Regions from separate parts of the Homo sapiens genome. Here region 2 is linked to region 1. A link is an interaction called in ENCODE POLR2A ChIA-PET data of the cell type or tissue named here. Cell type or tissue: PC-3. All regions are shown on one strand. Links, peaks and the distances in the headings refer to the core of each region. The heading gives the core; the rest is flanking DNA.

The links. Peaks named below come from ENCODE experiments on the same cell type or tissue, not always from the same donor. Only the 100,000 strongest peaks of a DNase experiment are listed, where the experiment ranks them.
Region 2: POLR2A ChIA-PET joins it to region 1 with 6 read pairs; 4 of 35 experiments call an interaction of 5 or more read pairs at or near these places.

The regions. Positions count from the first base shown.
Region 1 is chr3:71,487,398-71,490,318 of GRCh38, forward strand. All of the region lies in intron 3 of FOXP1 (forkhead box P1), which reads right to left. Among named protein-coding and RNA genes, the nearest start is that of MIR1284, 53 kb to the right of the region's middle. In PC-3, for the core only: no CTCF peak of the experiment used is centred there; no DNase peak of the experiment used is centred there.
Region 2 is chr3:71,086,116-71,089,036 of GRCh38, forward strand. All of the region lies in intron 7 of FOXP1 (forkhead box P1), which reads right to left. It overlaps LOC124906247 (a long non-coding RNA gene), which reads left to right. Exons shown (of 2, transcript XR_007095956.1): 2 at 1-2,600. Among named protein-coding and RNA genes, the nearest start is that of FOXP1-AS1, 200 kb to the right of the region's middle. RefSeq lists an enhancer at 1,729-1,828. In PC-3, for the core only: no CTCF peak of the experiment used is centred there; a DNase peak (open chromatin) is centred at 1,376; H3K27ac peaks cover 1,494 bases.

The DNA.
Region 1 (2,921 bases), core at 125-2,624:
AACTGTCTGCCAGATATTAGGGTAAGTACTGGGTATACAAAGGCAAACTGCAAAGATCGCTCAAAAGCCCCGGCCTTATACCTTATACACTGCATTGTAAATGTAAATGGTGACTCTGTAAGCCTGCCTACAAGAATTTAGGTGGAATAATTCTGAGGCCACATCTACACTCAGTAAAGGAAAGAATATGACCAATTCAATGATGTCTGCCAAGGCACAGGATGGGCACAGAAAAGGGGAACTATAAAATCGAAAGTGTGTCAAGAATGTTTGCCACCTCTAATTTAGCCAAAAGGTTTGATGTTTTGTGTAGGTATCATGTGAACGAAAGTCTGCCCAATACATTAAAAGTTTATGGTGAATTTGTATGTCCAGAAAAATGTGTGTATAATCCCGTAAGGGGCTTAGAGAGGAATGGAAAATACATGCAATATAAATGCAGATTACCTTTATTACAAAGTTGGATCATATTCTCATTCCTAGACTAATTTCCTATATCATAAAACCTATATTCAATTTTATAAATAGCATACACCAAGAATCATAAATTCAGTTAATGCAGAAATTTAACAGATTTTTTTTTAATAAAAGTGAGAAAAGGCTGTTTTAGAGCAAATATCTGAAAGGACAGAAAGGGTTCTTTCTTTGAAGATATGTTTTTCCCTTTGACTCTACCTCCTTAGGGACCTAACCAGAGAAGAAATAAATTTCACAGCTAATATATATGAAGTAACATGTTTAACATTATCCAATGAATTTATATCTATCTACACTATATAAATTTATCTCACATAAACTGTCACCTCCAATAGAATTCATTAAAACAATGTTACAGCTTCTGAATTAAATGCAATCTTCTAATTGGAATTTAATCTTAAAATAGGAGTTGGGGGGTTTATTTTTTAATTGACAAATGGAATAATTCATTAGTTTGTCTTACAGTTCTGTCTGAAGAACTTAAAAGTAAATTTGACACAGGGATGGGCTGGCTACTGCTGTGTGGTACTAGGGAACTGGGGTGGGGGTGTGGAGGTTCTTTCATCAGCTGCTGAACACCTCCTGCTGCTTATGGGCAGGAAGGGATGGACACTGTCTCTCACCATCCTGAATTACTACATTACTAATATATTCCATTACCTCCACGTAAATGTCATGTTAATTTCTGATCTTCATCAAGCCAGACAATGGTTTCCACCTTGGCCCCTAGCCAGTTAGCTATGTGGAAAATATTTAGCCAATTACATTACTTGTATTGGGTTAGGAACTGGAGAGAAAGGCAAAATAAACGCATCGAAAATACTTCACAGATAAAATGTAAGTTGACACTGTCTTCGCATGCGGGAGCCCGAGTGATACAATCTGATAGGCAGCTGCCAGCACTCATAACTGCTTATTAAATCTAGCCTCTCTTTATGGTGTGAGTGAAGATCTGTATTTTTACCAATATTAGGTTCATTGTGTTATGAAAGAGACCAAAATACTTAAGATCATTCGCTCCAGCTTATAAAACATATTATGTAGTTTATTAAATTGTTAAAATTACTTTTCAAAGTCAAAATTCCAGAGACTGGAAGTTTAAGCACAACACCGTGGGCTGGCCCCCTGACAGGCTGCAGCACATGGCAGACCAGAAAGGAACCCTGTCGGCTGGCTCTCCTGGCCCAAGGTACCTGCCAGCTGCACATACCTTCTGGAAGCTGCGCCACCACCGCCCCACCCCAAAACCGGTCACGGAAAGTCCATATTCTCGAGTTTTATTTTAAAAAGAAAGGAACTCCCAGCCAAAAAAGTAGCCCTTCACCAAGTCTTCGGTGAGAAGGATGCATTTCCCTTGTTTTTGTCTCTTCCTAGTAAGTCAAAAGGTAGCAATTTGATTATGAGAGACATCAAAAGAGGAAGGCTGGGCAAATAAGGGAAAACAGTTGTAAGCAAATAACACATAACAATGAATGTTGCGTGACGCTTATGTCTTTTCACCAGATCTACCAGCAAGGGACAACCTAGTGGTAGAGACGATGCAATGACAGAGCAGAGACAGACGAACAAACCAACACATTCGCCATCTCTAGTCAGCCCTTCTCAAAACAACTCTATGCAAATGCAAATTGCTATGATCACATTTATTAATAACACTGTGGCTAACTGCCGATTAAATATGCAGCAGGCATTGCCAGCCTTCACTCTGGAAGTCCTGTGATGTGCATCCTATAGGTACCAGTGTCAACTAAAGCTTCACACCAGGAAACAGGAGCCAACTCTGACTCCTTCCTGGTGAACGGTGGCATTAAATAACCACAGCACAAAGAGAGATACGAAGTGCTCAGCCCTTCTTTCGCTGTCTCCTGCCTCTAAGTTAATTTATTATGCAAGCATGGTTACCGCCGGCATCAATCGAGTACATTACCCGTCTTCTGACCTTAAAAAGTTGGCCATAATGATCTATCTGTGCAAACCTTTTATTTCATGGTTTCGTTTCCTTGTGTTTGAGTGAAGCAATCTGTTGTTCTGGATGCCTACCTCTGTAACTCTGACCCTGGTCTACCAGGAGGACACTTACCATGAAACACTTCACTCAGAATTAGAGTTTATTTCAAGCCTAAAGACTCCAAATTGTCAGCTGTAACAATTAATTGGTGCTTCTTTTGGTTGTTCAATAAACTGTAAAGTTCTAAAAGGCACAGGACTGTGAATAAATGTTTGACAATGGAATGACTAACTATCAGATGCATAATGCACGGAAGGCCAGTCACTGCAGCACAGAGGAAGAGAGTGAGTCCTTTGAGCAAGCCTTGGAAATGCACCTTGAGAAAAAAATGGGGCCAGGCACAGTGCCTCACACCTGTAATCCTAGAACTTTGGGAGGCTCAGGTGGACAGATCACCTGAGGTCAGGAGTTCGAGACCAGCCTGGCCAACATAATT
Region 2 (2,921 bases), core at 130-2,629, 400 kb before region 1:
TAAAGCCTAAAGAGACTCAGGATGACATGGCTGAAAATTCTAGCATTGGAACTGCAAATATCGGATTGAAATCCATCACAACTGTATTCTTTGTAGCTGCAAACCTGAAACCAGTGTCTCATGTTGACAACTGGCCTTGCCCATGTTTTGTCCTTGGCCAAGGGGCAAAAAGAAAGCTCTGCCCTCTTTCAGACTGTGCCCATTACAGTTCTAGCTTACTTATCTAGGACTGCTAGTTAATTTCATATTAAGGAAATCTGTGAGCATCCCATGAAAGGGGATCTTCTCTCGTTCTTGCTTATGTGACAACAACATATACAAACATCATTATTATGCAATGTACCGGGGGGAAAGGGAGCACATTTGATAAATGTCATGATAATTTTATTCTTCGGGAATCTAAAATTGCTGTTGCCTTTTCTAATCTCCAGTGTCTCTAGCTGGTCCAGAGATAACGGCTCCCATCCCAGGCTAGAGACTCCATCTCTAATTTCCCCAAGTCTGTCAATGAGAGGCAGGGACTGAAATCCCAAGTTCTGTCTCACCGGATATTTTCCAGGAATGCCTCTCTTCCAAATCATCAGCGACATTTAACATGACCCTGAGCAGCAAACTTCTGCCCCAGAGGAAAGCAGAAAACCAATTTATGTAAAATTAAAAGCGATTTGCTTGATCCATCACTTGCTTCCACTCCCGTCCCACTTTCAACTGCAACACATTCAGCTGGAATTACAGGCTACCTCTTCGTCCTGCACTGGGGCATAGAATCTATCTATGCACAACCATGGAGAACAAACATTACAGAGAAAATAATGACTTTGGAAGCACCAGGCACCCTACCCAAACACAAGCTACATGTGTGTTCACAGATGGAAACTAACGGCTGTTTACCCTGAAGGCCCCATAAGAAAAATGCAGTCACCATAACAGTAAAATGCAACTTACTATTCAACATGAAACAAAGTGAGATAAAGAGAGGGCTAGGGACTGAATTCCAACAAAGAGCTCTTATAGTACCTTGGATTTCCTCGGGACAGTCCACACCATTCAAGAGCTGTGCAGGCCCTGAAGAGGTGAGCTGCACAACTGATGAGATCAAAAGACCAAGGCAGGAAAAGGGTTGCAGGTTAGCTCAGTTCTTTGTTGGGTGGGTCAGAGAACAGAACTCATGTGACATCATTTTGTGTCTTGCTCTGGAGGTGCACTTAGCAAAGCCAGAAATCCAATGTTAATTGATCAAACAACGACAACAAAATACCGGTTTTGTCTGGCAAAGGATTATGCAACATATTGATGTAAACGGCATCGAGCCGCATCAGAGGTACTCTGACCATTTCCTTGATGCAACAAATAAGGGCACGCATTCCTTGTCAGTGCATCACAAAATGACAACAAAAGTCATCCAAGGTTTCCTGTTGAGAGATGCCAGCTGGTATTGACAAAGGCTTAAGAGTGTCTTTCTCAGACCTCTGTGGTTTAGCACTTTGTCAAAACAGGATACTATTTAAATTAAAAATTTACTGATTCAAGTTCAGAAAAACCCTGCTTTGCTGTTTTTATAACCAAATTTGTGGGTGGGGAAACTTTGACCTTTATTTTTTCTTTTTTTATGACACCTTATATGGGTCTGAGAAGGTACTATATTTAGCAGGCTAGATTTGAGAACTAAGGTGTCTAAGCAAGATGACTATCACTTTCTATGAATTACTGTACATGTGAAATCATGGGCTTGTTATATTATGCAAAAGCGACTCATGTGAAACAAACAAAAATACCTGTTTGCATGTATAAGTTTTGTAAAATCTTTGTGGGGAGAGAAAGGGGAAATACACACTAGACTAGGCCACGGCATAATGTACCTCCCATGTGAATCTGGCTTAGTGTGCAAATGTATGTTTTCAGAGAAGGCTAAGCCAGGGCTGTAAGACTATGGTCAAAAAAGCAAAGCTGACGGTCAACCATAAGCAGTGCAGTGGTGAGAACCAAGATGCTGGGGAATAGATGGAGTCTCTGGAAATTGCGAAAGAGCAACCAAGCTTGTTTCTGATTGGGGGCTCTTAAACTTGCTCTTCCCCGAACCTGAAACTTTCTTCCCTAGATAGACGCAAGACTCAGTCCCTCACTCAGTCAAGGTCTCTACTCAAAGACCATTTCCTCAGAGTCCTTCCCTGGCCAGCCAGTCAAACATGGGACTGTCATCACCACGGTGTTTATCTTAATCTACTTTGTTTTCTTACAGATTTCATCGTCACACAACATGTGGTGATACATTGTTTTGTTTTTTGTTTTTTTTTTTTTGGCTTACCAGTTTAATGTCCCATAAGAATGTAATCTCCCGGCTGCTTTCTCTGCTGCTCACTCTAGGTGCCTCACTCTAGGTGTCTAGGTCAACACAACCACCCAATAATTTGTCAGATGTTTGTTGAACAGGGAATCTCATGAACAGTCTATTTGAGTTGCGTAAAGGATCTCATTATTTTTCTTGAACTTTCACCTGTCTAGCTAACTATTTATGGGAAAGGTACTAACAAAGTCATTCCAATGATGTCAAAGACTTCTGAGACACCAGAGATGCAGTTAGATATAAATATTAAACTACTTATTTTGCCTTAAAATCACTCTGAGATTATCTTTGAAGGTCTTACAGCTTTGAGAATATGCAACTTCCCATTGTTTAGGGGGAAACGCTGGAGGAAATTTGCATAATTTGAGAAAGAAATCGAACTCACCAAATACCTTAGTGCAGTTCATCTCTTTTGTCAATCTCTCTTTCTTATTAGTACAGGCAAATCTTTTAGTGAAGTGAATAATACTTTGGCCAATGACCTTACGCCAAGAGTACACCAGTGCTCAGGTCACATTTTGACCTTTCTTCCATCCAACATAGCTGAAGGATATGACACTTTATAAACAATTACACT